Linked DNA regions of Homo sapiens: region 1 is linked to region 2. The links are chromatin loops, found by intact Hi-C in ENCODE. Cell type or tissue: OCI-LY7. All regions are shown on one strand. Each heading gives the region's core, and the rest is flanking DNA. Links, peaks and the distances in the headings are about the cores only. Region 1 has its middle 27 kb from the start of GPR12. Region 2 has its middle 38 kb from the start of RNF6.

What was found. A loop is a pair of places that touch in the nucleus more often than their neighbours do. Peaks named below come from ENCODE experiments on the same cell type or tissue, not always from the same donor. Only the 100,000 strongest peaks of a DNase experiment are listed, where the experiment ranks them.
Region 1: a loop joins it to region 2, with 2.7 times the contacts of the local background. A loop is called at or near these places in 2 of 110 quality-filtered maps.

Annotation. Positions count from the first base shown.
Region 1 is chr13:26,780,187-26,796,035 of GRCh38, reverse strand. No RefSeq gene overlaps it. Among named protein-coding and RNA genes, the nearest start is that of GPR12, 27 kb to the right of the region's middle. RefSeq lists a silencer at 9,871-9,920 and enhancers at 10,621-10,670, 10,453-11,068. In OCI-LY7, for the core only: CTCF peaks have their summits at 8,988 and 9,188 (motif pointing right); DNase peaks (open chromatin) are centred at 9,195, 9,995 and 10,575; H3K4me3 peaks cover 2,071 bases; H3K27ac peaks cover 2,538 bases.
Region 2 is chr13:26,175,972-26,191,820 of GRCh38, reverse strand. It overlaps a transcript of RNF6 not described here. Among named protein-coding and RNA genes, the nearest start is that of RNF6, 38 kb to the left of the region's middle. RefSeq lists enhancers at 5,407-5,456, 5,507-5,676. In OCI-LY7, for the core only: CTCF peaks have their summits at 4,913, 5,118, 6,725 and 6,925 (motif pointing left); DNase peaks (open chromatin) are centred at 5,230, 5,560 and 6,930; H3K4me3 peaks cover 1,586 bases; H3K27ac peaks cover 1,275 bases.

The DNA.
Region 1 (15,849 bases), core at 5,258-13,257, 600 kb before region 2:
TGGAACAGTACCATTATTCTCCTGAGTCCTCTCCACCTGCACACACACACACACACACACACACACACACACACACACACACACGGAATACCCTGTAGCACTAGAATGTTCGTGTGCAGAACAGAGCGACAGCCACCAGACCTCAGCCTGAGCTACAAAGGGCCTGTGATAGTGTTATGGCCTTTTTTGTTCTGGCCTCTACCTACATGTCCAGCCTCAGAAGTCCCCACTCTCCCTCTCCCTGTATCCCTGTCTCTGTAGAGGAGGAAATATTGCTTCCTTCTACCCTTCTAGTTCTTTGGTTGGTCTACAAATTAAATCGACATAGGACAGATTAACAAGAGAAAAAACATTTTGATTATGTAGCTAGGCATGGGAGTCCCACAAAAATATGAGACTCAAAAAAGAGGCTGGATGGTCGAGGCTTGTGTAGCATCCTGAGCTACGGAAGGGAAGGGGCTTGGGGCCTCTGGGAGGTGGTGGAGGCAAATTAGGGGAGGGCAAGGTGAGGAAACTTATGGCGAATAAAGGTTGCCTGGTCATGAGGACAGAAGTCTGTCAGGTGATAAACATTGTCTCTTTCCTGGTACATATACCCTTACTAATGAAAATTGCCTTTCTAGACCTACACGTCCTTTACAGAAGGGAGAACATATACTTTATTTTCAGCAGTTGAGGGTAAAGCACTTCTCTTGCACTGGTGGTTCTTAATTTATTTTAGCTCAAAATAATCAAGATGACAAAGTGGCATGTTTTGGGCTGATGTGTTCTGAACACTATTTTCAAGCACTAACCTGAGCCCCAAAATACTTTTCAGGCACTGTGTGTTCTGCCCTTGCCTAGGGCATACTTCTCACCTGTCTCCCGCTTCACCAGGTAGCGGCTTGCACCTGTCCTCCCCATCTCTGAGGGGGCTCTAAGCCCTTCAGGAAGCCATTCCAATTATCCACCTGATTTTATCTATTCACAAACAATCACCAAGTGCCAAGTGCTCCCTTCTGTGCTTACAGCTCATAACACCCCCCCATGCATACTTCACTTATCTGCCCCATGTCCACCTTCTACCGGTAGACTATAGACACATAACACATGCCTGGCATGTCATAGGCATTCAGTGAATGTAGGCAAGTGAAGAATGCATAAGTGAACACACACCCCTCATACTCCTCAAATTCACCATTTGGCCAAGAGGACAGTCTGCATTTTTTTTTTTTTTTTTTTTTTTTGTGAGACAGAGTCTTGCTCTGTCACCAGGCTGGAGTGCAGTGGTGCAATCTCGGCTCACTGCAACCTCTGACTCTCTGGTTCAAGCAATTCTCCTGCCTCAGCCTCCCAAGTAACTGGGATTATAGGCACGCACCACCATGCCCATATAATTTTTGTGTTTTTAGTAGAGACAGGGTTCCACCATGTTGGCCAGGATGGCCTCTATCTCCTGACCTCATGATCCGCCTGCCTCAGCCTCCCAAAGTGCTGGGATTACAGGCATGAGCCACTGTGCCCAGTCCATTCTGCATTTTTAAACACACATGCAAGTTACTAATCCTGAATGACATTTTGTTTCATATCTGTAGGGCTAGTTTTAGGGCTAATATCCACATCATAAATATTTATTTGAACCCTCATTAGAGATGGTTTATATCTCTTTATATTCAGTCTTCCTTTAAACAGCAATACCTTAAAGACAGCCTGGAAATAACTATCACCTGACCCGGTAGGAAGGCCTGGGGATGGCCCTCAAGAGCTTCGACTCTCATCTCAACCTTGTGACAAACCAGCTGTGTGACCATGGTTGAGAAACCGCCCCTCCTTGCACAGTCGGCCTTCTGTATCCATGGGCTCCACATCTTCAGATTCAACCAACCACAGATTGAAAGTATGTGAGAAAAAACAACAATAAAGAATACCAATACAGGCCAGGCGTAGTGGCTCACACCTGTAATCCCAGAACTTTGGGAGGCCAAGGTGGGCGGATCACCTGAGGTTGGAAGTTCGAGACCAGCCTGGCCAACATGGTGAAACCCTGTCTACTGAAATACAAAAATTAGCCGGGCCTGGTGGCATGCATCTGTAATCCCAGCTACTAGGGAGGCTGACGCAGGAGAATCGTTTGAACCCGAGAGGTGGAGATTGCAGTGAGCCGAGATCATCGTCATTGCACTCCAGCCTGGGTGACGAGAGTGAAACTTTGTCTCAAAAAACAAAAAACAAAACCAATACAACATAAAAGATATAAATTAAAGACAAAACAGTAAGCACCTGTTTACATGACATTTACATTGCATTAGGTATTATAAGTGATCTCGAGCTGATTGAAAGTATATGGAGGATGTGTGAAGGTCATATGCAAATAACATGCCATTTTATCTCAGGGACTTGAGCATCCTTGGATCTTGTTATCTGTAAGGGGTCCTGGAACCAATCCCCTATGGATACTCCAAGGGACAACTGTACTTCATTTTCTTATTTGAAAGCGATTAGACTAGTCTAGATGATGTTGTGGGGGGAGAAAATGTAATATCTTTTCTTCACCCATTGCAAGGTTCATGGCTGAGGCATCTATTGAAAAAAGAGAAAGATTAACAAGAGAAAAAACATTCGGATTCATTTAATATACGTTTTATGTGACATGGGAGTCTTCATAAGGAAATGGAGACCCAAAGACACAGGGAAACCTGTGTATTTTTATGCATAGGTTTGATGAAGAGTGGACAATCATGGAGAAGTGTGATTGAATAAAGGGGTGTGACCTTGAATAAAGGCAATACGCTGGGGGAATTTTGGAAGGCTTGTTTGTTCAGAGTCTTTTCTGTATCCCTGTGTCTTCAGAAGTAAGGATGTTCTTTTTCTCTGTGTATTGGGAGGTCCACCTCTTGGATGAGAGAAAGGTCAGAGAATTCTTTTATGGCCTGCTTTAGGGGAGAAGGACAGGAGAAGGTCTAAGAGCAACCCTCCTGCTTCTGCTGTTTCCTCAATGCCATCATACCATATTTTGGAGTAAGGTGTCCTGAACCCCATCAATGTCATTTATACAAAAATAATTATGAGATGCCTATTCGGCTCACGCCTATAATCCCAGTACTTTGGGAGGCCGAGGTGGGCGGATCACAAGGTCAGGAGATTGAGACCATCCTGGCTAACACGGTGAAACCCTGTCTCTACTAAAAATACAAAAATTAGCCAGGCATGGTGACAGATGCCTGTAGCCCCAGCTACTCGGGAGGCTGAAGCAGGAGAATGGCGTGAACCCGGGAGGCGGAGCTTGCAGTGAGCCGATATCGCGCCAATGCACTCCAGCCTGGGCGACAGAGTGAAGACTCCATCTCAAAAAAAAAAAAAAAAAAAAAAAAAGGCAGAGATGCCTATTCTGTGGTAGGTCTTCGGTTGCAAAGATGGGCAATACTGGAGTTCACCAGGAGAAGGGGAACTAAGTGCTGTTACAGAGGTACACGCAGCATGCAGGGAGGAATGCAGACTGGAGCTCTGAGGTCAGCTTCCGCAGAGGACTGGCATTTAAGGTGCATCTCAAAGGTCTTGAAGGATAAAGAAGTCAGCCAGGTTAGTGGAGGGCATCCCAACACAGCGAATTCCGTGAGAAAGGATAAGAGGCAGGAGACACCACTGAAAACAATGGCGGAATGAATTGAAGGGTGGGAGTGATATTCCAGGGAAGGCGGCATCCACCGTAGCTGCACTGCCCTGAGTTCCCTGCATCTAGGCTTGCTCAGTCTGACAACAACTCTGTTAGGTAGGTATATACCAGGAGAGACTAAGGGGGACCCAGGGTAGCAGAGGGGGCAGTCGTCCAGAAGGGCTGTCTGAGGAGATGCCATTGTTGCCAGCTTCTTCAGAAGGAGATGCCATTGTTGCCAGCTTCTTCAGAAGGAGATGCCATTGTTGCCACCTTCAGACAGGTGGGAGTTTGTCAGCAGAGAATGAGGGAGCTCTTCCAATGGGAAGGGGTGGCACGTGGAAGGCCAGGCTTGGGGATGGAGCTTGTATTAGTCTGTTCTCATGCTGCTAATAAAGACATACCCGAGACTGGGTAATTTATAAAGAAAAAGAGGTTTAATGGACTCACAGTTCCACATGGCCGGGGAGGCCTCACAATTATGGTGGAAGGCAAAGAAGAAGCATGGCATCAGGCAAGAGAGCTTGTGTGGGGAAATTCTCATTTATAAAACCATCAGATCTCATGAGACTTATTCACTACCACAAGACCGGTATGGGCAAAACCACCCCCATAATTCAATGATCTCCATCTGGTCCCTCCCACAACAGTTGGGAATTATGAGGGCTCCAATTCACGATGAGATTTGGTTGGGGACACAGCCAAAGCATATCAGAACTGAGAGGCACTGAGGGCCTGCTGGAGAGCAGGGAGTGGACCTCACCCTGGCTTCCTGTGGGCACTGCCTCCTCCCTTCCCCACATTGCTGCTTTGTGTTCTCCAGTCCCTCCTTTGTTTCTTTGTATTATTCCTGTGCATGTAATTTCCTGGAGAGGGGAGATGGGGTTTCCAGATCTCAGTAACTCTGCACCTTGCCAGTCCTCGCACACAGAGGCCGGTGCTCAGTCCATGTCCTCTGATGAGCGATGAGGTTAATTACTTGCAGCCCAAACACAGCAGCGCACCTGAAATGTAAATGCAACTAAGAAGACACAAAGGCTCCTTTCTGTTAGTGCAAACACCATTCCTGTATTTCATGATACTGTCAAGGCTGGTGGAGCAAGTTTTGAATCTGTCTTCCCTCGAAGCTCTACCTGCTACATTAAAAACCATCCCAACCCTCCTCAGGGGTAAAATAAATAGAATTACCTTGCTGGAGGAAATCTTACGGATAAGATAGTTCTGCTCACTGAAGTGATGCTACCTCTTTTCTGTGTGCCTGAGTGCAATGCACTCCCTGATTTTTAAAAGAGGCAGTTAGTCAATGTTTTTACAAATGATATACAATATGGAATTTGCCTGGAAAAAAATGCATGCCCTCACCATCCCTTGATATTAAAAGGGTGAGAATTTTGTTATAAGCCCTCTACACGCTGTGTCCTGAAAACCAAAAGGCACACAGTCATGCATTATTCCACATAGAAGTGCCATTTGCTGAATTAATCTGGGATATGGCATCCTCTGAAAGGTGAGTGCCTGATTAGAAATACAATAAGAAGAACAGAAATTTATTTCCCTTTAAAATTATGAAAATGGTCTTATCTAGCCTCCAGGCCATTTATTTGAATTGTAAAGTATTAGCAGACTGTGATGAACCAAAAAGATGATGTAATACTGTTAATAAGTTTTCCTTCAACATTAAAGGTGCATAGAATGCGTTTTTCTTTTTTTAAAAAAACGCCCACACACTTTTGTACAAATTATATCTAGAAAGATAATTAAATGGCAACTGTGAGAGAGATTCTTCTTCTCAAAAGAATCTAGTCACCTTTAATAAAAAATGCTAACTTCTTTTTTTTTTTGAGACAGAGTGTCACTCTGTTGCCCAGCCTGGAGTGCAGTGGCAAGATCTCGGCTCACTGCAACCTCCGCCTCCCAGGTTCAAGTGATTCTCCTGCCTCAGCCTCCCAAGTAGCTGGGACTACAGGTGTATGCCACCACACCCAGCTAAGTTTTGTATTTTTAGTAGAGAAGGGGTTTCACCATATTGGCCAGGCTGGTCTCTAATTCCTGACCTTGTGATCCACCCGCCTCAGCCTCCCAAAGTGCTGGGATTACAGGCGTGAGCCACTGCACCTGGCCAAAAAATGCTCTTAATATATGGCTATATGAGACAAATTGATATGATATTTTATAGCTAAATGGTTTCTGTCTTTTCATCACAAACTTTTTTGTTATTTTTATTATGATCAATGAGAATAAGCACTTAGTCATTAAGGTATATAACAAAATAAAATAAAATTGTTATAAAAGAGGTTTCTAATGAAATGATAAACAGGCTGTAATCTAATGAAATGATAAACGTCTGTAATCCCAGCACATTGGGAGGCCAAGGCTGGTGGATCACCTGAGGTCAGAAGTTCAAGACCAGCCTGATCAACAGGCTGAAACCCCATTTCTACTAAAAATACAAAAATTAGCCAGGTGTGGTGGCGGGTGCCTGTAATTCCAGCTACTCAGGCAGCTAAGGCAGGAGAATCGCTTGAATGCAGGAGGCAGAGGTTGCAGTGAGCTGATATTGCGCCACTGCACTCCAGCCTGGGTAACAGAGTGAGACTCCATTTCAAACAAACAAAGAAAATGATTTAAAAAAAAAAAAAAAGCTCACTTGTAACCTATCTCACTGTGCACATGCAGGGAGAGCTCCAGGCCGGCCCTCAGTCCCAAGTTAGTCCTAAACCTCTGGTCCCCAAGGAAAAGCCCAGCTCCGTCAGTCCCCCTGTGTCTCAGGGAGACTTATTCCCAGGCACAGTGAAATGAGAGGACTCCTGGATCTGTTCATCTAGCAGCAAACAAATATTTAAGTCTCTACTACGTGCCAGGCATTATTTTAGGTCCTTGGAAATTGGCAAGAGCTAAGATACAGGCTCACTCAGCTTTAGGTGTAATGGGAAATAGAAATAAGTAAATATGGTGTGTTAGAAGCTGTTCCAGGGAACCCACCAGGTGCCGGGAGCTCTGAGGAGCAGTCCCTTGCCCAGGGTGTCAGGGCCCAAGGAGGTTTCCAGAGGGAAGTGCAGTCTAAGCTGAGAACTCAAGGATGAGCTGAATTTAGTGAGGCAAGGAGGGCCAGAGAGAGGGTGTTCTAAGCAGAAGGAATAGCGTGAGCAAAGGCCTGGAGATACAGCTTCTTTAGGGAAGGGAAAATTAGCAGACGATCCCTGGCAACTGCCCAAATCCAACCAAATATCCACTCTAAGTGTTTGTAATTTCAGACCCCCTGCTTTCGGTCTCAGGGTAACAAGTTGGTTGCATTAGCTGAAACTCTTTTTAAGAACCATCCAGAAAGTAGTGACAGACATATTTCTGAACAAAATGGGTCAAACTGAGTTGAGTAAACTCTTAGGTTAAATAAATACATTTTTACAGAAACAGAGCTGGTAGCTTCCAAAGCTATGTGTTTCTATCCTACAGTGGTTGCTGCATCTGTTACCAAACACAGGACAGGAGCAGAGATGAGGGAAGGACTAGTGACTAGAGCCAGGAGGAGCAGACAGGAGAGGTGGTGCAAGAGATCAACTGCCCAGGGGTGTGCAAACCATGCTACCTGCCCAAAAGGAGATAGTCAGATTGAGGGCATGAAACCTTCCCAGCCCTGTTATCACAAACCCTTTCAAGTCACCCATTGAGTTACATGAAACAGGTCAGGAGGTTAATACAGTACACAGATTCCCAAACAGTTAATGAAACCACAGTAAAATAATCCAATGACCACAATCAGTTATTACTATAAAATCTGATTTAACATTGGAGAATAATGTCATTGTGTTCATATCTGTTTAAGTGATATATTGATCTTTCTATTCAGCAGGCATTTGTTGAGTACCTACTGTTTGCTGCACATGATTCAGAACATTCAGCATATACAGGGAAATAAAACACAGCCCCTGAGTAAGGCAGAAAGGAGTGAGCAGAAGTCACTATGTGAGAAGCAATGAATAAGGTGAAATCACCATAAAAGCATGGGAAGGAAAAAAAGTCTTTTAGCCATGTTTTCTGTTTTCTTTCTTTCTATTAGCTCATTTCCAGTCTGTTCCTTTCCATCCATCATTTGCCTAAAAATCCTCCCTCATTATCATACAATTAGACCATTTTATGACCTAACAGGCCCTTTGAGATCACATAGCCTTGATGCTTTCAGACTGTTTGGATCCTAGAGTTTTCAGACTGCCTCAAGTTCCTTGGCAGTCCTCATGGGCCATCTGTTGACAAATGCTTGATGGTTCTATAGTCATTGATTCACTCATGTGGCAACAGTACGGGAAGATCTACTTATGCTGGCCACAGCATGCGGTATTGAAGATATGGCAGTGAGCAAAATAATTAAGGAGCGAATGCTCACAGAGGACCCTGCCCACATGGTATCTACAGACTGTGGGGAAGGGCATTGGTAAAATTCATATCACAAATGTAAGCTCACAACTGTGACACCTGCATGACAAAGATCTATACTGAAAAGAGCTATATTGCTGTATCTATTTAATCATGTCAAATAAATACATGATCTGACCCATCAGAAGATTCTGGAAAAACTGCCCTGGGGAGTCGGGGCTGACAGGAGGTCTAAGGATGGGTGTGCATTAGATGGAAGGGGAAGGCAGTCCAGGGGAAGGAAGGTGCATGCAAATGCTCAAGATGGGAGGGATTTGGGTGTTTTTGGAGAAAGAAGGTAGTAGGATAGAGTTCCGAGAGCAAGATGGAGTGTGGAGCAAAATGCAGCTAGTGTGTCCTATGAACCCCATTCTGGATTCCAGTATCTAGAATGGGGTTCTCAGAGCAATGGCAGCCACAGAGCAATGGCAGCCACAGAAGGGGGTTTGAATAGGAAGGAGCACAGGGCTGGTGAAATTAGCATGTTTGCCTTCACAAGCTGTCCCTGGATGCAGAGTGGAGAATGTTCTGGAGGGCACCTCGTGAATGCAGGCCCCCAGAGGCAGTTATGGGAGTGGTTCAGGGAAGACACGAAGTGACTTGGACTCAGGAGCTGGTGGTGGAGGAGCAGCTGGAACAGGCACGAATTGCTGTGTGACTCCCAACACACAGAGCAGGAAGTGCTCCATTTCTTTTTATTCCAAACCAAACCAGATTTGGCTCCAAGTGGCTACTCATCCTTGGGAGCAAGTGACAACTTGGAGCCAGACTTTATTTGACAGTGTGACTCCCCAGCCCTCCCCTATTCCTTGGGTCACTCCGGTGCTTACCCAGTCAGGAATAATTGGGAAGTGATGTCAGAGAATTTTTCCTCTGCTTTCAGGCTATTTTCATGCAGAGAAGATTTAGTATGAACTGTGTCTTCTCCCTGATTCCAAAATGAATTTGGATCTGCATAACCCAAAATACCAGCCATCTGTTCTTGTCTAAAAGTCAAAGCCACACCACCAGGCGCTGACACCTGGAAACATTTATTTGAACTTTTTTTGACCACAAAAAATAGATTGCTTGTAAATCACACCTATCAAAGATTCTAGCTTTTCAGTTGCTATAAAATGTTACAATTGCCACCAAAAGAGGGCATTCTCTTATCTGTTTAAAACAACCCCACACAAGCTACCTGGAAATGTGAATGCAGTCTCTTTTCTGTAGCAGGGGCTGCTGGTCAGCAGTTCACTGAGACATGGGCTTTTTGTCTTGCCCTTCACTGACTATTTAAAAGTGGAAATCTCTGCTACTTGGACCAACTCCCTATGACTTCTAGGGCAAGGGAGCCCACAGTTCTAGAACCCAAAGGCCTGGTTGTCCATGCCACCAGGAGAAGATGAAAGAATACCTTTTTCCATTGGTCCGGCAATTCCTGTAGTGACAGTGCCCACAGACCAGTCTGGGAAGGCTCGGGTGTCCACTCCAGCCCCAGCTTTCTTCTGAATGGCTTCCTACCCAGAGGGCATGTTTGTACCACCTGACCCCACCTCCGTGAGTAAGCTGCTGGGATCGAGAATTCACACCTGCAGGGCTACTACATGTGCAGGTTGTGCTTTGAAGAAGACACTTGGCCTAGAGGGCAGTTGAGGTCTGAAATCCAGGCAGTGTTCAGCTGCCGAAAAGCATGTACTTGCTGGGGGTGCCACAGCCTGGGGAAAGGGCTCCTTTTTGAATTAGTCCACCCAAAGACAAGCCCTTTTAGAATCATCTGCTCTGGAGGGGAATCTCTTCTCCAATTTGCCTGCAGGTGATAGGGAAGTGCTGGGAAGGGAACAGCTGGTCCCTTTAAACGATACGGGGAAGGGAAGTGCTGGGTAGAGGAGGGCGTGGTCCCTGGCTAGGGCTCCACCCCCACCGACGTCGGGGAGGACAGGCATTTCCTGCCCAAATGCCATGCCCCCATCCTGTGCCTATAAAAACCCGGATACCCTAGTAGGCAGACACACAGACAGCTGGATCTCCAGTGCCTGCATGCCGGCAGGCCACCGGTAGAAGCCGAATGATGCAGAGTTTGGCTGAGGCAGAAGCAGAACGATGCAGAGTTTGGCTGAGGCAGTCTGAGGAGAGCCCAGGCTGCTGAGCCGCTGAGTGGCCTGACTCCAGGGAAAAATCTTCCTGCTCCATCCCCTTCTGACTTCCCTCATATGCTGAGAGCTACCTCGACTCAACAAAACCTTGCACTCATTCTCCAAGCCCAGGTGTGATCCGATTCTTCTGGTACTCCAAGGCAAGAACCCGGGATACAGAAAGCTCTCTGTCCTTGCGACAAGGTAGAGGGTCTAATGGAGCTAACATAAGCGCCTATAGACAGCAAACTAAGAAAGCACCCTGTAGCACATGCCCACGGGGCTTCAGGAGCTGTAAACATTCATCTAGACACTGCTGTAGGGTCGGCGCCCCACAGCCTGCCCGCCTGTAGGCTCCCCTAGAGATTTGAGCAGCGGGGCACTGAAGAAGCAAGCCACTCCCCCATCGCACGCCCTGCGAGGGGAACAAGGGAACTTCCCCTTTCACAGGCACTGCAGGTGGTAGCACCGGCCATGGGCACCTGACCCAGAGGGTTGAACAGTTGCTGCAAAGTTCTGTCCGTTACAAATCATCTATACAAAACGAGGAGCAGCCCAGGCAGGCAGAAAATATCAGAGTGAGAACATAAGATGTAGGGAGACTGAGGTTGACCAAGGGACAGGGCACAAGGAATGCTGTAGTGATTGGGTGTGTCAGGTTGCAGCAGCAGTGGTGTAGCTGAATCACACTGGAGATAGAGCCTGAGCCAGATGCAGTGGGGACCTCCTGCTTGGGGGCTGTGACCGCGTTGCCTGCACACCCCTGAGCTGCAGCACCACCAGGCTACTGCCAACTCAAGGCCACTGCATAGGGGTTGCCATTTCCTTTTTCCTCTCCTGTATCTTAATAATAAAAGGTACCACGTGGGACAACCTAAGGCTTTTCTTGGTCCTGGAACCTAAGAGTACAGTAGCCAGCGGAAAGTCTAGGAGCTAAGTGGAGAGAAGCACAGAGTGTTCTGGGAACTTCCACGGTAACGTGACTAGAGGCAGGTCCATGACTAGGGGTGGAGTGGGCTTCCTTTTCCTGTCTTGCTTCCTCAGTTCCAGTGCACAGCTCCTCAATTGCAGCTTCCTGGCTCTACTGCACTTACCAGCCTGTCCTGCCACCAGATCACCCCTCCTGACCGGGACAGACAGTGGGCATGTGGCACCCACAGAGGAGACATGAATCTTTATCAAACTCCTGTTCTAACAGAATTTCTTGTCTAACAAAAATTGCCTTCACAAAACTTACTGCAATCACAATTGTTGTGTTTGTTGATTTACTTTTTGTCACCTCCCCTACGAGGTGATGAGCTTTCAGGGATGGAGGCCTTTTCATTGTGCTCACTGTTGTATTTCTCATGTCCAGAGTGCTCAATGCTTACTTACCGAGTCAAGTTAAACATGCCTTGATACACATCAAAAGGAATATGGCTTTCTGCAGAATAATCACCTTGGTAGACATTTTTCCCTAAACGTTTTAAAACAAGGCTTCTAAAATTGTCTTCAGGAAATTAATTTAGAGTATTCATAAGAAAAAGAAGACTTGATGCTTTATGCATCCAAGAGTAAATGAAACACAGGGCTATATTAATATTTACCAAATCAGCTGAAATCCAACTGCTTAGAGAGATGCTTTTCAGTGGCTGACTCGTGTTTTTAACTACAATGATCCTACTTTTCTGGCCTCTGCATATCTGAGTTTGTTAAAGACAGAAAGCCGATCCCCTGCTTTAAGAGCTAAGGTTCCAATCTTATTCAAATGGTCATATCCATCTGTCCTGATGTAAGAAAACTATATTTACGAATATGCTCATGTTTTCCTTCTTATGAGAAAAAAAATCCCTAGCAATACATAAAATTCATATTATGCTTTTATTCTCACTTTCATCATCAACATTCAGATTTAATTCCATAGACAAGCTTGCCCATACTTGGTGTGTACGTGCTTCAGGTAGCAAAGAGAATCCATCAGCCCTAGGGTCTCAAGTCCTGGCTCCTTCCTCAAGGCACCTATGTGACTCTGACAACGACTTCTGCCCTAGTTCTATGGAAATGTACGTTCCACAGTAAGATTGAGTCACAGCCAACTGAAGACCACCGAGGTCACCTCTCAGCTCAGCCCAGGCTTTGTATGGGCTCCTGTGGGACCCTCACTCAACAAACAGCTGTGGGAACCCCAAAACTGGAGGGGATCCTTGGCTTCCCCCCAAGGAATTAATTAAATGAATTCCAGGTGAGACTACACCTTGCCATTGAACTGAAGGCCTTGGAGCCTTCTGGGGCAACCTGAGACTCTTTTCCCAGCACAAGTTTTGCTGAGTGTCAGAGGAGCTCCATCTGACATGGCACAGAAGCTCTTCTTAGCTCCACAGCACATTTCATGGGATTGCACACACCTGTGAGGCCAGTGTACTGGGGGCTCCCAGAGTGAGGCAGGTTGTGTAGGGCTGGTCCTGGAGAGGCAGTAATCATGCGCCCAGCCTTCCTGCACATTTGCTCTGGCAGGAGCTGCATCTGCACAGTTCTGCACCTTCATGGTCATGGTCACAGGGCCAGCTCCACCACAGGATGCACATGAAGTGCAAAGAACATGGGCCTGAAAATCAGATGCTCTGGGATCTCTGCCCTGAACTCCTGACCTTTGGCCATTTAGGCTATGAACTTTGCCATTTTGACTTTCGGCATTCCTGGTTCTTCAAGCCTGACTCCCAAAATGTAACCAGTGTCCCCCTTACACCAGGGACCTCCCTGTTTCCCAGGCTCTGTCTACTCTTAGTCCTGGCCCCTGACCCTGCTCTGCAAACACCCACTTGCTGGGCAAGGGATCAGGCCAGGGTGGCAGGAAGCTAGGAGGAAGGAGAAGGATTCCCTCTCAGCAATCACTGATAGCAGCAGTCGTATGGGAGATAAGTCAGAAAAGGGCTGAGAAGAGGAGTCAGGGACTCTCAAACTGAGCCTAAATTCACAACAGGGGCTAAACAAATCTTCAGCTGATGATTGCACCCAGGCTTCTGGCAAAAGTCAAAGCAAATACTCTGCAGGAGAGCTTCTGGAAACCGCAGTTTAGACCCACAATACTCACACAGATTAAGATCAGTGCACTTACAATCCAAGAGAAAGGTACTGTAACTGAGAGAGTTAGCAAAAACAACAGACCACAGATTTAGATAGCCAAATGCTGTAGACATTGGAATCATCAGATAGAAGATATAGAATAGCCACATATTAGAGATAAAAGAAATTAGAAATGCAACCACAAAGGTTATCAAACAGCAAGAAATGATTAGAAATAATCAGATGGAGTTTTAAAAATCTAAATTCTAGAAGCAACACCAAAATTATCTTAATTGAAATAAAAACTCAGTGAATGGGTCAAATGGCAGATTAGATACAGTTGAAGAGACAATTGTGAACTAGGAATTGCAACCAAAGAAATTATCCAGAATATAGCCAAGAGTTAAAGATGTGGAAACTATTAAAGAAATGATAACAGATGTGGAATATTGAATGAGACCATCTAAGATACATCTAATCAGAGTTCCAGAAGGAAAGAATTGAAAGAATGGAGGAAAGGCAGTATATAAAGAGATAATTTTCCAGAATGGATGAACAATGTGAATCCATGGATCTAGGAGGCACAATGTATCCCAATCAGGAAAGATAATTAGGTTGATAGCCAACTACTCAACAACAGGAATAATCAGCAACCTCTTCTCTTTCCTTTTCATACCCAACCACAGTTCAGGAGAACAGGAGTTAGGAAAATGAGGGGTATGCTTGGTTTGACTTATAACATTCTTTGATCCACCTTCATCCCCTTCCTATAACTTCTGTCTCCTTCAAAGTTGAGATGAGATGGGGGAGGAGGGAGGAGTATGGAGGTTATAGTGACAAAGGACCTTCATGATTAGCCAGTGCTGTTTATACTCCCCCTTGTCTGCCATTGCCTTCTGCATTGGTAGACTTTCAAATGCATTCTTTCTTCCTTGATTTTTCTTTTGGTGCTCTTTTGTGAGCTACATTCTTGGGCTTCTCCATTTTGGCCACTCCTGTAGCACCTACACCTCAGCAATATACCTTTAGCTCATTGGGCTAAAATCCCTTGTCCTAGCAGTCAGTGCTCTTGGGTGGGGTCCTCCAAGAGGATGTGAGCCTCATTTCCCTCCATGGGACCCCAAATGTGTGAGAGCAGCCTGTCCCACAGTGACTTCTCTTCATTCTGCCATAACTGGCTCCAGCCATACCCCCCATCAGAAAGATGCAGGAGAGAGACAGATACCAGATGCTTTCCTCATGTGTGCCCCCAAACTCGAAGGGATGCATAGCATACCCTTTCCAGCATGGGCCAGGCCTGCGAGTTGTTCTTACAGCTCAGCAAGCTGGCGGTGAAATGAGGCACTTACAGCAGCTCCATGTCTGTGGAGTGCTCTCCTGGGGCTCCTCTGCCCAGCTCAAGGTCAGTGGGGAGATGCACCCTCCCTGCCCTGCCATAGAACAGAACTGCCACCGCACTCTGTGTCCACAAATCCCCGTCAAAGACTTCTCCAGAGTAAAACTCTAGTCTCCTCATCAAGCCTGAGGGAGAAGTTATTGGGCTGACCTAGCTATATTTTAACAACTTCTGCATGGATGAGTCCAGAACCTTCTTTTAGACTAAAGAGTTCTTGTCACTCAGCTTTGAGACTTTAGCCAAGGTTCTGAGAGAACAGATGCATCCGTTTTGTTGTTGGAGACTGATGTAGACAGCAAAAGGGCTGGTCTTAAAATCCCCGTGTGTGAAGCGTATATAGGACAGCTCCCTAGTTTTACTTGGGATGCTGACTTTGTGCTTGCAGGCTGAGGATAAAAAGCAACCAACACACACACACTCTCACACACACACATACACTTACACACTTATGCAGTCTTACTCCACATTTACCTTCTATAAATTGGTCTTCATTTCTTTGTATCCCACCAAATGACTGATTCATTTTCCCTGTCTTGCTTCTCCCTGCCACCCTCCAATTCCACACTTCCACTTCCTCTCTCCACCCCAGGGAAAAGACTCTGCTGGTCTTGAGTCATCAGCACTGTGTGCATGTGTGTGTGCACACACATGTGTGTTGTGACTAGTGGGGGGCACATCTTGTCCGTGCTGGCCACACTCAGAACTCCAGGCCAGCTCAGTTTCCTTGATTATTCACTTCATCCAACACTTTGCTCAGAACTCGGTGCCATAGGAAAAAAACATACATTTGAAGCCTTTCATCCAGAAAACAAGAGCAGAAGCGTATCTAATTATCATGATGCTATTTCATTTCCCAAGGAGGGAACCGCACAGATAAAACAGTCTACTGGAAGCAGCCAGGCTTCCTCCTGTGCTTGTCATTTTTGGAGGCTCTTTTCTCTGCCTCCTAGGTATGCTAAGCAGATCCACAATTCCTTATCCAAAACCTTTGAGGCCAGATATGTTCCTGATTTCAGAAATTTTCAGATTTCTAATATAATACAAACTTCATATTTTATATAACTCCCTTTGGGGCCAGTCTGAGACTAGTACCCCATAATTAAACTCATTAGCATTTCTGCAGCAAGGGGTATGAATAGTGTAATGAATTAAGACCTTAATTTACCTCACATGATTTTGGGTCAGGTTTTTCTACCAAATGAGAAAGAAAGAAAAAAAAAAACCTCTCAGGTTTTGAACATTGAAATTGTAAATAA
Region 2 (15,849 bases), core at 2,644-10,643:
TTTATTCCTCCATAACACATATCACCAACTGTATTAGTCCATTTTTACACTTCTATAAATAACTACCTGAGACTGAGTGATTTATAAAGAGGTTTATTTGACTGAGTTCTGCATGGCTGGGGAGGCCTCAGGAAACTCACAGTCATGGTGGAAAGTGACAGGGAAGCAAGCGCCTTCTTCACAAGGCAGCGGGAGAAAGAGAGTGAGGAGAGAACTGCCAAGCACTTTTAAACCATCAGATCTTGTGAGAACTCATTCACTATCATGAAAACAGCATGAGGGAAACTGCCCCCATGATCCAATCACCTCCCACCAGGTCCCCTCCCTTGACATGTGGGGATTACAATTTGAGATGAGATTTGGGGACATAGAGCCAAACCATATCAAATAAATAAGCTAACTGCTTATTTATTAATTGACCGCCACTCTGCACTAGAATGTAGGCTCCACAAGAAAGGAGATTTTTGTGTGATTTTTTTATCCACAGCAACTTGAACAGGATAGTGGCTTAATAACTATTTGTTGAATGAATGAATGCATTTAGATATATTTAATCCATTGGAATTAGCTTTTATGAATGGTTGGAGATAAGAATGTCCCTTAGCCATTTTTTTCCTTCTAAACAGATGGCCAATTATCTCAACATTGTGTATTGAACAATCGATTAAACCACTCCTGCCCTCCAACTTAAAATGTCTTTTTTTCTAAATGGAAAGGCTGTTCCATGGAATATCACCTATTTATTAGTGTTTAATGTTCTCATTTTATGGCATCCTTTAATGAGACTTGGCCTACTGAACACTGGAGCTGGATGATGATTCTGTATTCTCAGAACTAATTTATGGATGGTCACTCTATTCCGACATTTCATATGACTCAGCACCTTTGGATTTATAGATTTTTGTTTCATGCTAAATGACCAAAAAGATCACAATGTTGATACTGATGATGATGAACCCATGAATCCACTGGCCATTGCATCCTTTGAGGAAGAGAGGTGGCAAACAATGATGAATTAGGTCACATTAACAGTAGTAAACCTTGTCTGGCTGATTAATCATTTTATTGCTGGAGCCTAGAATAGCACCCACATATCATAGGTGTTCAAATGTTCAATTGATGAATAGAACATTTGCTGTCTTGAAATATTTTTAAAATTTCATGTGTTGGGTGTGTTATGGGGATACAAGGTGAGGTTTTCTCCTGTGCTTAAGGTAAGAACCCATGTATGTGAATCGTAACTGAACAGAAGAATTTCCTCACATTTAGGGTTGGCCAACATTCTCCTTGGCAGCTTCATGAATCAGCAACCTCCACATCAGTGGAAGTACTGAGTTAGGTAAGCATCTGTCAGAAGTCACATAGGAGGGATTCCAGCTTTGAGAAGTGAGTTGGAAGAGATAACTATGATAGGTAGAAAAACGATGCCCCCACCTCACCCTCTGAAGATGTTTACATCCTAATATCTAGAATCTATAAATATGTTGCCTTATATGGAAAAAGATCTTGTAGATGTGATTAAATTAAAAATCTTAAAATAGGGAGATGATCCTGGATTATCAGGGCGGGCCCAATCTATTCACGTGTCCTCAGAGAACCTTTCCCTGCTGAGTTGAGTCAGAGGAAAATGTGAAGAATGGTCAGAGATGCAACATTGCTGGCTTTGAAGACGGAGGAAGAGGGCCACAAACCACATTCGATCGGTTTCTAAAGGGTAGAAAGGGCAAGGAAAAGATTTACCTCTGCACCCTCCATTAAGGGTCACAGTCCTGCCAACACCTTGATTTTAGCCCCGTGAGACCTGTGTTGGATTTCTAATGCACAGAACTGTAAGAAAATTAATCTGTGTGTTTTAATCCATCAAATTTGTGGAAAATGAATACAGTGATCTTTAAGGCTATTTTCCATATTTTCCAGATCTAAGAATCCAAAATGCTAAACTGTCAGAGTAGTGATTGGATTAGAGTCAGGAAAACAATTCCAACAGTAAGGGTTATTAAACACAGAAGTGGTTACAGCAAAATTGAGCAGAGAGTGTAAATAAATAAACAAACATGGAAGTGGTTTATTAAGCAGACTGTGAAATCTCTATCTCCAAGGAGCTTAAAAATGAGAGTGGATGAATGCTACCTGTCTCAAACTCAGTCTGAAGTTTCATCATCCAATGTGCTGAGGATGAAGCTAAATCACTTTCTACCCCTCTGGATTCTGTAAAAGGAAGCCTGAAGCAAAAACAGGCAGAGTTTCCTTAAGATTGGGGCAAACTGCCTTTAAATGAGAATAGTTTCCCTTCTGAAAGTTTTAGGAGTTTTCCATTTCCTCCTTGGCATGAAATATGAAATTTCGTATGAACACAGATATACATAAACAAAAAATGTAGCCATTGATAGGTTTATTCCAACTCACACTAAGCCTGTTATTTGATTTAGAGTAATTGAGGCAAGGTGGCATATTTTCATCCAACGATCTATTACAATAGGAAGCGTTTTTTTTGAGATGGAGTCTGGCTCTGTCGCCCAGGCTGCAGTGCAGTGGCATGACCTTGGCTCACTGCAACCTCCGCCTCCCGGGTTCAAGCGATTCTCCTGCCTCAGCCTTCCCAGTAGCTGGGACTACAGGTGCCCGCCACCACACCCAGCTAATTTTTGTATTTTAGTAGAGACATAGTTTCACCATGTTGGCCAGGCTGGTCTCAAACTCCTGACCTCAGGTGATCCACCTGCCTCGGCCTCCCAAAGTGCTGGGATTACGGGCGTTAGCCACCATCCCTGGCTACTAGGAATATTTTGATTCTATCTTACATTTAAGAAAGCTCCCTCTTACTTCATGGGAGTGTAAGCCTTTGAGTCTACAATAATCAGTTTGCATACAACCTCTTCAGAAATCTGTTCTGAGCCGGGCGCAGTGGCTCATGCTTGTAATCCCATCACTTTGGGAGGCCAAGGTGGGCAGATCACGAGGTCAAGAGATTGAGACCATCCTGGCCAACATGTTGAAACCTCATCTCTACTAAAAATACAAAAATTAACCGGGCATGGTGGCATGTGCCTGTAGTCCCAGCTACTTGGGAGGCTGAGGCAGGATAAGTGCTTGAACTGAAGAGGCAGAGGTTGCAGTGAGCCGAGATCATGCCACTCCAGCCTGGCAACAGAGTGAGACTTCATCTCAAAAAAAAAAAAAAAAAAAAAAAAAAAAAAGCTCTTTTGACTTGTCCAACTAAAGCCCCCACTAAAAGGGAGAGAACAGCTGCAGCTTTCACCTAAACTCCCCTCAGTCTTCACTTCTGTGTGTCACCTGCTTCTGGCTTATGCAGTGACTGGAATTTTTGGTTATATTTGTTTTGGAAAGTAAAATGTAAATTCAGCCAGACTCTTGATAATTCCAGTAGTTATTCAACAGTGATCAGTGCGTTTTGACTACAGATTCACTGGTCTCAAGAGTCAGTTGCCCTTCCTCTGTGCCACAATTAAGTCCTTGTCTATGTCTGTCACAAGTGGGGTGGAGGATGGGGTAGAAGGGGAGGGATATTGTTATAATTGCCTCCCTTGCCACCATCAGCACTTCTCACCTGTCCTTGTGAACCACCAGTTTACACTTATAGAATCTAGTTTTGCATCAGCAATTGAGGTCACTTCGCCTTGGAGCCACTGCATCAATCTGAAAGTCTCCATGAGCCACAAGACAGTTGTGATGGTCTGGATGGCAGCCTGCAAATGAGCAGTTACACTCTCTAGAATTCCTAGACTATTAGGGCTGAAGGGACCTTGGATATTAACAGGTTCAAGTCCATTTCACCCAGATGATGAAACTGATGCCCAGACACCTACAGAATCTTGTTTTAGATCACTTGTTGACTTCTAGTTCTATTTTTTGACACCTAGTGTCCAGTGTGCTTTACACTTCAGGCCACTGTGGTCTCAAATAGAGCTAGGAACCAGGTGTGGTGGCACACGCCTGTAGTCCCAGCTAGTTGGGAGGCTGAGGCAGGAGGACTGCTTAAGCCCAACAGTTCAAGGCTGCAGTGAGCTAAGATTGCACCACTGCACTCCATCCTGGGCAACAGATAGAGACTGTCTTAAAAAACCCCCAAAATCAAATAGAGCTGGGGCTAAACATTTAATAAACTCCAGCCTCTGGAGTCCAAGAGATCTGCATTTGAATCCTGACTTTGCCACTGATTGGCAATAAGACCTTGGGTACGTTACTTAACCATTAACATACCCACTAAGTCACCCAATAAGCTTCCAGAACTTGGCCTAATCCCTGGGGAGGGGACCGCAGGAAGAACTAGGGTAATTTTTCTTTTATAACCAGTTCACCAGAGGGGGCCAGGGAAGGGTGGTCGTATGTAGCCCAGAGGAGTCAGAAATTCACCTGAAATCCAGAAAAGAGGCATTTTTCTTGCACACCAGAGCTCACGGGCTGACATTCTCACACTGGACATCCCAGTAAGCCTCCTGCTCCGCGATCCCCAAGGCCATCAGCCTTGCCTGACCTCCAAACGTTTCCCCCTTCTTGTGCCGGCTTAATTTTCCAGGGCTTTCCCCCTTTCTATTCGTCTCCTATCAGGTTCCCGGTCCGAAGGCTAGGACGCCCCACGTCGCAGCCAGGAGCAGAGGCGCCCAAGGTGGCGGTACAAGCCGTCTTCAGGCCTGTGGCCCCACTGATGGCAGAAACAGGAAGCGGGGACAGCCCCAGTCCCGGACCTCAGGCCAAGCAAGGCTCTAGAAAGGTCCCTGACGCTTGCCGGGCGCGGTGGCTCATGCCTGTAATCTCAGCACTTTGGGAGGCCGAGGTGGGTGGATCACGAAGTCAGGAGATCGAGACCATCCTGGCTAACACGGTGAAACCCCGTCTCTACTAAAAATACACAAAATTAGCCGGGCGTGGTGGCGGGCGCCTGTAGTCCCAGCTACTCGGGAGGCTGAGGCAGGAGAATGGCGTGAACCTGGGAGGCGGAAATTGCAGTGAGCCGAGATCGCGCCACTACACTCCAGCCTGGGCGACAGAACGAGACTCCGTCTCAAAAAAAGAAAAAAAAAAAAAGAAGAAGAAAGGTCCCTGACGCTTCCCTGCCCTCCCCGGAGCCGGCGCTCTAGCGCCCCCGGGATCGACGGTCAGCACAGCGAAGGAACGCGCTACCTGTGGCCGAAGGTATAGCGCCGCTGCGGGCCCTGTGAGAGCTGAGAAGACGACGGCGGCCGAGGAGGCCCAATTCCGAGGCTCGGCCCCGTCAGGGTCCGCGCTGGCGGTGTGCGCGTGTACGTGCGCTCGTGCACGTGCATGTGTGTGCGCGCGCCCTAACAGACCTGCTCCGAAGCGTCTCCGCTGACTGCCAGTCGGTAGCGCGACTGGCTGCGGGGCCCACGTGCCACGCAGACGCCCCCCGGCGCGTCCCGCTCTTGCTCTGCGGCCCAACGAGCGCGTTCCTGCCGCGGGACAGCCTTGCAGAGAAACGCGGTCTTACACACGCACTGGCCTCCCGGTCTGGGTTTTTAACTGCTCAAAGCTCCACGCGCCCTGGCGTCTCCACACGGCACTCCAGATGTGTCAGATTTCCAGAAATGTTTTGATCGCTTGCTTTCACTTCTCTTTTTAAGATCTGTTTTTGAACTTTTCCTCTGCGTTGTGTGTATCATGACTCTGACACGTTTTAGGGCCGCGAGGCGGGTGATGAAGCTTTGACATGGGCGCCTTGGTGAATGACCTGAATTCTTACTCCCGAGTAAATCGTCTGACTGGCTTCCCTATCGCATTTTAGGGTTAAAACATACATTTTGTGTTTGTTTCATATCTATGTTTATGTAGACTGCAAGTTTCATAAGGGCACGGGGTGGGAGGGGCTATGGCTCTTTTGCCTCTTACTGTATTTTCAGAACCTAGCAGAAGCTAGGACATAGTGTGTGTTCTCTAAATAGATATTGAATGTGAGGGAGGAAGGAACTTTCCAGAAGTGTGACCTTTGGTTTTGGAAAGGCACAAGGTTCGTAGTTAGGCGTAGAGAACACAAGTTTAGAATCATGGCCTCTACACTTCTGTTGACAATGCATTACTTTAAGTAACAACTTTTTTTTGAGACAGGGTTTCGCTCGTTTTGCCCAGGCTGGAGTGCAGTGGCACGATCTCGGCTCACTGCAACCTCCGCCTCCCGGGTTCAAGCGATTCTCCTGCCTCAGCCTCCCAAGTAGCTGTGATAACAGGCGCCTGCCACCACGCCAGGCTAATTTTTTGTATTTTTAGTAGAGACGGGGTTTCACCATGTTGGCCAGGATAGTCTCGATCTCTTGACCTCGTGATCCGCCCACCTCGGCCTCCCAAAGTGCTGGGATTACAGGCGTGAGCCACTGTGCCCAGCCAAGTAACAACTTTTTTTAAAAAAAATGCACTTCAAATGTATATGTATATGTATTTATTTATAAGTTATAAAAATGTAATGCATGCTCATATATATATTTATGTATTATTACAAAGAGCACACCAAATAGAAATTTTAAAAAGCTAAAATAAAAATAATACCTTGGTCGGGGATGATGGCTCATGCCTGTAACTCCAGCACTTTTGGAGGCCGAGGCGGTCAGATAGCTTGAGCCCATTAGTTCGAGACCAGCGTGGGCAGCATAGTGAGATCCCATCTGTACAAAAAATAATTTGAAAAAATTAGCCGGGCATGGTGGTGTGCGCCTGTTGTCCCAGCTGCTTGGGAGGCTGAGGTGGGAGAATGGCTTGATCCTGGGAAGTTGAGGCTGCAATGAACCGTGTTTGTGCCACTTCACTACAGCTTGGGGTGGCTGAGTGAAATCCTGTCTTAATAGTCAATCAATCAATCAATCAATAAAATGATAACAATACCTACAAGTTCTAAAATAATTTCCTGCAGCGCACTTTGGAGCTCACTAGGTAGACAGTTTGTAGGGAGAGGGCTGCCCTCTACTGGTGGAGGGCAGCTAAGGACATTTGCTTTGGATCGCCTGCCTTCTGCAGGAGTCCACAGATTTATCCTTTGTGGCCTGCACAGTGTGTATGCTTAGCATTCAATCTACGTTATTTTCACTCATAGAAAATGTAAGGTGAGGCATTGTTTTAAGCCAGAACAGCTTTAAAAGGCAGAGATACTCGTATTGTGCAGTCATTATGGACCAGGAAACGTTGAAACATCTGCGAGTAGAAGTGACTCAAAACTGAATGTTCGTCTCTGTAACATCATGGCCAATACTCAATAAAGGGGAAACAATTAGATAATCTGTTCTCATATGTCAAGTCTTACAAATCTTTTTACTTTGAAGACAACTAAATTATACTGTTGTAGTTTTGATAGCAGAATATGCCCTGCTGATTTTTAAGCCTTAGAGACTTCTAGAGCAAAAAGCATAAAACAGATTTTTATACAACAACATGTCTTTTTCACTTGAGAGTTCAGTGTTCGAAGACTTTTAAAGTGCCTTTATGCAGAGGCTAAACTGAGGGAGACTGATTAGAATATAATTTGAGGCGGCCGGGCGCGGTGGCTCACGCCCGTAATCCCAGCACTTTGGGAGGCCGAGACGGGCGAATCACGAGGTCAGGAGATCGAGACCATCCTGGCTAACAGGGTGGAACCCCGTCTCTGCTAAAAATACAAAACATTAGCCTGGCGTGGTGGGTGGCGGGCACCTGTAGCCCCAGCTACTCGGGAGGCTGAGGCAGGAGAATGGCGTGAACCTAAGGAGACGGAGCTTGCAGTGAGCCGAGATCGTGTCACTGCACTCCAGCCTGAGCAACAGAGCGAGACTCTGTCTCAAAAAAAAAAAAAAAAAAAAAAAAAATATATATATATATATATATATATATATTTTATTTATCTGCTGGTGGAGGGCAGCTCCACCAGTATGTATATATATGAATAATTATAAAAAAATAAATATTGTATATATTACATATATAAATAAGTATAAAAAAACCTATATTTTATATATATAAAAATATATAAATAATTCGAGGAATATATTGTAGATTTTTTATGAATTTTCAAGCAAAGTAATCTATACTTTCTGTGAGAATATGAGTGAAAAGTATAGCACAGAATGCAGTTAACCATGAAATTGTTTGCTAAGCTGCGAATTGTATATATAAATAATTCAGTTGCTATTCTGTATTAGTCCAAAACTATTTTTTACTGCATGGCTAACATTCCATTTTACCTTCTCAGTTTCACTTCTGCAAAAAGTAATATGTTTCAGAATCTGTTTAAGCTGCTCCTACCTTCAAGTTGCTCACAATCTACTATGGATATACGCAGGGAGGCAAATGATCATAAGTGAATTAGAGTCCTGATCCCCATCCTATCTCACAAATAAAACACCTACCAGCAAATATACACAGATGCCCAAAGTGTCTAGGCAGAGTGGGGAAAGAAAGGAAGGAAGAAAAAGTAGAATTGCTTTACATGTCTCATTGATTTTGAGCTCCTCACATTGGCGCTTCTAAATTGTGAGGCTTCCTTCACAATTTATTGTATTTCTCTGTAATGTCATGGTCAATACTCTATAAAGGGAAAACAATTAGTGAATCTGTTCTCGTGTGTCAAGTTTTACAAGTTTTTCCCATTTGAAAGCAAACTGAATGATACTATTGTAGTTTTGCTGATTTTTAAGCCTCAAATACTTTTAGAGCAAAAGCATATAACAGATTTCTATAGAACAGCATGTCTTTTTGACTTGAATAGTTCAGTGTTCAAACACATTTTAAAGTGCCTTTCAGCAGAGGCTAAACTGGGGGAAAGGCTGTACTTGGCTCAAAAACAAATGTCAGGAAAGAAAATTATGCAGCAGCATAAAATCCAGCCACAGTATCCAAAGGGTACAAATCTCCCAGAATTCTTACCTCAAAGCCCGCATGCTAACTCAATGTTCCCAGCCATTTGGCTACTCAAGGTCACCAAAGAAATTCTTTTTTCAAATCTGTTAATAGGTTCTGTGGGATACCAAGTTGTGTATGGTAATCAGAATTTCTGAAAATAACAGATTTTCTTTTTTTTCTTGAGACAGGGTCTCACTCTGTTACCCAAATTGGCCTGCAGTGGCATGATCATGGCTCATTGTGGCCTTGATCTCCCAGGCTCAAGCAATCCTCCTACCTTAGCCTCCTGAGTAGCTGGGACTACAGGTGTGTGCCACCATGCCCAGCTAATTTTTTGTAGCAATGTGGTTTCTCTCTGTTGCTCAGGCTGGTCTTGAACTCCTGGGCTGAAGCAATCGGCCCACCTCTGTCTCCCAAAGTGCTGGGATTACAGGCATAAGCCCGCATGCCCAGCCACAGATTCTTTGTTAATTACAAATGGAAAAATACCATTTACAATGAAGAAATTTGGAAAACACTATTTTAATTAGATGATCAATTTATCATCAATAAAATGACACACTGATATTTTATAACCCCTGATGTGATTCATTGAGGAGGGCATTCTGTCCTATGTAACATTTTTGCCAAATTTAATTTGAGGAAGCAAAGAGACAAACCTAAATAAGGGACATTCTTTAAATCGATGGGTCTGAACTCTTCAAAAATGTCTAGAAATAAGAATAAAAATAGACATGAGAATGATCGTGAAACACCACATTTCAATCCATGCTATTTGCTTTATGTAATAATGTTTTATTGTAAGTGTGATAATTTGTTAATCATTAAAGTATTTTGTGTGTCCTCTCTCCACACCTGCTTAAAGCATTTTTGAAAACTTCTGGAGATACGTGTTTTCAATTAAATTATCAGAAGAGTTTTATAAAATAAGCCTTAAAAAAGGTCAATGTCATGAAGATTTTTTTAGAAATATGGAGGAACTATTTGTTCCAGATTAAAGAAGGCTAGCTGTTTGATCCTTGATTAGATCCTGGGTCAAGAAATAAAAACAACTCAAAAGATGTGATTGAGAATTGAAGAGAAATGACTTCAGCAAGATGGTGGATGAGGAGGCACCAGCTCTTGTCCTGCAAAAACGGCAATTTATCTACCAAGGAAAATAGTTCTGAGAGTGCTCCAGAGTATAATTAAGAACCTGTAGCATCCCACTGGAGCACAAAAACTGAAGATGGTTGCATAGAAAAGCATTGGAGCATTTTATCTGCATCACTCTAACCACTGCTTGATGCCAAGAGGAATCCCCTTGGTCTTGACCTCCCCTCCTTCTGTGGGCAGGGGTCCAAGATACAGAGACATACCTACCAATGGTATAGCTTGGTTTACTGACAGCTCTGAAACTGAATGCAGGCAGAGTCCACTGGGTTGACCATCTTTTGACTGAGACTGGACGTGGACATTTCCACCCAATGGGTTACACTACCTGCAGTGGTTATGGCTGTGCAGGCCACCCCTGACATCACCTCTTGCTACATTTTCACGGTTTCACAGGCTGTTGCCAACAGCCTAGGCATTTGGTCAGGAGAATGCCAACTGAGTGACTAGATTCTTCAAGGACAAGACAGACGCCTGATCGGCCTCTGCCTGCCTATGGCATCCCAATCTTGGTGTTCCCAACCATTCTTTTTCCTTTCTTCCTTTAGAGTGCACATCCTGGAGGTGCTCTGCAGTTCAGGCCATTGTAGTACCCCAGGCAGAGCCCCCGACTCTAATCTGGAAGCCATGCTTTCCCTGGTGCTGCTTTTCCTGGGTGCACAGGGGCGGGGAATGGAACCAAGGAGTACCTGGATCTAGTCCGGTGCCTTGTCAAGTACAGGATGTGACCCCCCTTCCTAGACTGGAAGGCTGATGGAGGAAGGTCTAGGTTAAGAAGCAGGGCAGCAGGAGCTGCAGAGGTAGTAACCTCAGGACTGGACAAACAGACTGGGTTACAATACCTGGACAGCCAGCACCCCAAGTGATAGACAAGAACATCTCCGACTACAGGAAGTGCAGGAAGCAGGCAAGGGTTGGGGAAACTAGCCTCTCCCCTTCGGGTTCCTTTAGAATACCCAGTGGGCCCTGGACTGACAACACATTGGTGAATATTGGCACAGCAGTGGCAGCAGGTGGTGACTGGACGCTTTGCAGGATCTGCCACCCAGATATTTGGAGCATTTCCTCCCAAATGCCAATAGTCCATGTGTGGCCTATTGCCAATCTGATGGACGTCCCAATAGCCATCAATGGTTCTAATCAGGGAAAGACACCTTAAATGTGGGTTGTCTGGAATACGGACATAAAGTCAGAGACAGACTTTAAACATCAGCAATGGTATGGCAAGGTCCACAGATTCTGCAAATTTATCCTGCTACTTAACTCATGGCTAAACCAGTCACAGGCTGTGTACAATGGGATCAGAGACTTTTATATCAACTGCTCTCTGACCAGAGTGACATGTGGTTCCCTGGGTTATATGTTCCTTTGAGGGGTCTCCTGGGCTGCAGAGTACCTGTCACCCTCAAATGGGGCCTGCTGTTTTGGAATTTTGGGTTTTCAACTGTTTGTGAAAGGTGACCCTCTAAACTGGAAAGGCCCCACACTCTTGACATGTTGCAGGGTTGCTTGAGACACCCTAGTAGGAAGACAAACAGACAGCTGGTTCCACTCTGCTGACCATGTCCTCATACCCAGCATAGGTGTACATGCTCTGGAAAAAAGAATAGTACATGACTGTCTTTGATTGTGGTAGAGATAGCTCACACTACAGCTGGAGCTATTTGGGGCCAACAGGGTCACTGGGCTCACTAGCCAAGATGGCGATGGATAACTGGATATAGCCCTTGATTATCTGGGGGTAGAACAGGGTGTCATTTGGGTTACTGCCAATGGCTCCTGCTGTACCTGGATAAACACCTCAGGCTTATAGGGACACAAGCGGAAGAGGCCCAGAAGCAGGGTCGCTGGCTGCAGACAGCAGAGCCACCTGAGGATCCTTCTTTGATTCTTTAGCAACTTCTTGCCTTGACTGCTGGGATCCTGGACTAGACTCTGCTTCAGGCCAGCCTGGATGTCCTGCTTGTGGTAGTCGTCCTCCTGGGCCTAGTGAAGTGTATTCTGGTGAAAGTTCAATGATGTTGCCCTGAGATCGTGTCAGTCAACGTGCTACATCTATACATCTATCTTAAGAGACAAACCTCTGCCTCTGGATCCAAGGAGGTCGCTGGGTGTGTGAGGTGGACTGGCCTTGCTAAGGGGGTACCTGGTTTGGGGGAATGCATTGCAGGAGGACAGGACCCTGAATGGTCTTGGCAGACATAGCACTTCTCCTTCCCACTTACAGTTCTCATAAGAATAGAATGTGCTGAGAATGCAGAGCCGTGAGATAAGAAGGAACTGTTCAGAATAGCCTGGGCTTTGTCCTTGTCCCTCCCAGAACAGGAGGTCCTGCAATGCTTGTACTCAGTGATCCCAAATGCCCCTGGGATACAGAACCCAGAGTGGAGTGCTTTTGGGGTCTCTCAGCTACAGTGTGAAGTGAGGTACAGGCAGATGAGACTCCATTCACTCCATGCAGCTCTCCTGATCCTTGGGAGACTGGCTTGCCATGGATTCTAGGCTTCTGTTGATTCTTGCTGTCTATCTGTGGGTAATACATTTTCTTTGCCTGACTTGTTATGCGAGTGTCTGTCTCGTCGACTAGATCTAAGAATGCAAATTGTACAGGTATGACTGCTATGGCAGCTAGATCTGCTCTGAGCCCCTGCCAGAGTCAAGAACCCTTACAGAACTCTGGCAGCTGGGTTTGTGCAAAACCTCCTGCCAGACTAGGAACTTTAGCAGAAACTGGCAAGGTGTTTAGAGTCCTCCTCTGGGATTGATAACTGGTGCACAGTGTTCTTCTCCTAGGAATTAACACCAGTGCACAGCATTTCTGCTTAACAATATATACAATGAAATATTATTTAGTCTTAACAAAGAAGGTAAGCTTGTCCTTTGCGACAACATGGATGAATCTGGAGGACATTATACTAAGTGAAATAAGTCAGACACAGAAAAACAAACACTGCATGATCTCACTTATATGTGGGATCTAAAATAGTCAAAACTCATAGAAGCAGACAGTAGAATGCTGGCTGCCAGGTGCTCAGGGGAGGGGAAAATGGGGAGATATTGGTCAAGGGGTCCAAGTTTTGGTTATGCAAATGAATAAATTCTGGAGATCTAATATACATCTGATGACTGTAGTTAACAATACAATATTATATAGTTGAAATCTGCTGAGGATAGATCTTAAGCTTTCTCACCACACACACACACACACACACACACACACACACACACACACACACACACACGGACCAGGCAGACACCTGGTCCGCCAAGGGGGAAGAAAAGAAAATGGTCTGAATGTTTTTGGGTGCCCTCCCCCACCCCCGCCCACATTCACATGTTGAAATGCTAATCCCCCAGATGATGGTATTAGGACGTGGGGCCTTTGGGAGGTGTTTAGGTCATGGGGATAGAGCCCTCATGAATGGGACTAATGCCCTCATAAAAGAGGCCCCAGAGAGACCCCTCTCCCGTTTCACCACATGAGGACACAGTGAGAAGGCACCATCTCTGAACAAGAAAGTAAGCCCTCCCAAGACACTGACTGCTGGGATCTTGATGGGCTTCTTAGCCTTCAGAACTGTGAGAAACAAATTTCTGTTGCATATTAGCTACTCAATTAAGGGATTTTATTTAATTTTATTTTTTGAGGTGGAGTCTCTCTCTGTTGCCCAGGCTGGAGTGCAGTGGTGTGATCTTGTCTCACTGCAACCTCTGCCTCCCAGGTTCAAGCGATTCTCCCACCTCAGCCTCCTGAGTAGCTGGGATTACAGGTGCCTGCCACCATGCCTGGCTAAATTTTTTTGTATTTTTAGTAGAGATGGGGTTTCACCATGTTGGCCAGGCTGGTCTCAAACTCCTGACCTCAGGTGGTTTGCCCACCTTGGCCTCCCAAAGTGCTGGGATTACAGACATGAGCCACTGCACCCAGTTGACAGTAGTGTTTTTAAGCAGAGTGACACATCATATTTGTGTTTTAGAAAGAAATAACATGGTGGAGTAGGGCATAGCTAGAGCTGGGAGGCTCTTGCACCAATGCAGCTGAGAAATGCAAGCTAGTGGCTTGCCGTAGCCTTTTGGCAGAGATGGTAGATAGGAAAATATTTAGGAGGAAATCGTTTATCAATTGGATGTGGAGGGTAAGCTGAAGGGTGGTACTTAGGTTTCTGGCTAGAACAAGAGGATAGGTTGTGAAGCCTTTTCTTGAGATACAGGAAATGTAAGGTGGAAGAGGTTTGGGTGAGTTGGGTTTTGGGCATATACTGTCAGGGCCACTCTCATGGTTATGGTTATCACCTGTGTGTTGAATTATAGATAGGCTCTCCCACTGAGTGCTTAACATTAGAAGAGAAAGAAACCAAGACAGAACTCTGACTGATGGACAGTGACATGTTAGAGAAGGGCAGAGGAAGAGGATGCTGCCAGGAGGTAACGAGAGAGTCTATGAAGAATCCACTAGATCTGTTGACAACCAGGATATTGGTGACCTTGGCAAAGTGGTCTCTATGGAGTTGTGGCAGCCAGTTTCTACTGAGTTGAGGAGTGAATGGGAGTCAATGAAGTAGAGTCGCTGGTATAGACACTGCTTCCAGGAGGTTTGTCTTTCTCTCACTTTCCTAGGGCTTCCACAAACTGCTGGCTTAAACCATCATAGATGTGTTCTCTCACAGGTCTGAAACTAGAAGTTCAAGATTAAGGTGTCAGAGGTTCATTCTCCCTCTGAGACTCTGGACAGAAACCTACCTTGCCTTTTCCTAGCTCTGGTGGTCCCCGCCGATCTTTCCTTCTTGGCTTGTAGACCCATCAGTCTAATATCTGTTGCTGTCATCATTTGGCATTCTCCACTTTGTGTCTCTGTCTTCACCTGGCATATTCTTTTGTTTGTATGTTAGTTTGTTTTTTTGAGACCGAGTCTCACTCTGTCTCCCAGGCTGGAGTGCAATCGCGCCACCTCGGCTCACTGCAACCACTGCCTCCTGGGTTCAAGTGATTCTCCTGCCTCAGCCTCCTGAGTAGCTGGGATTACAGGCATGTGCCATCACACTTGGCTAATTTTTGTATTTTTAGTAGATTCACAGGTTTCACCATCCTGCTCAGGCTGGTCTTGAACTCCTGACCTCAGGTGTTCCACCTGCCTCGGCCTCCCAAAGTGCTGGGATGACAGGCGTGAGCCACTGTGCCCAGCCTGCATTTTCCTCTTCTTTTAAGGACACCATTCTTATTAGATTAGGGCCAACCCTAAACATCTCGACTTGAATACATTGGCAGAGACCCTATTTTCAAATAAAGTCACATTCACAGGTACTAGGGGTCAGGATGTCAACATATCTTTTTGAAGGACACAATTCAATCCCCCAAAAAGTCTTTAAAGACGAGACTGGGAGCTGGGTGGAGTGGCTCATGCCTGTAATCCAATGACTTTGGAAGGTCGAGGTGGGAGGATCGCTTGAGCTCAGGAGTTCAAGGATACAGTGAGCTATGATTGTGCCATTGCACTCCAGCCTGGGTGACAGAGCAAGACCCTGTCTCTCTCTCTAAAAAAAAGAGAAGAGACTGGGAAGAGTATGCTTAAAGCAAAAGGAAAAGTACAGTTAGAGAAGACTGAAGACAAATTCCCTGACATAACAATGGCCAGTTTTGACTAGGAAGGGCGAATTTCAGTTCAGAGAGTTTACCAGCCAACCCCTCTGTCCTCCTTCATTCCTCTTCATTAGTTCACATCAGGCCTCACGCCTTAGACAACCACCATGGCCTATTTAGCAGATTTAACTCCTCTTAGAGCTTTCTACAAGATTTACTTGTAAAGAGTTGATGTGGACAACTCTGTGTCCTGAGGTAGCACCAGAGCAAGTTCACTCCTGGCTT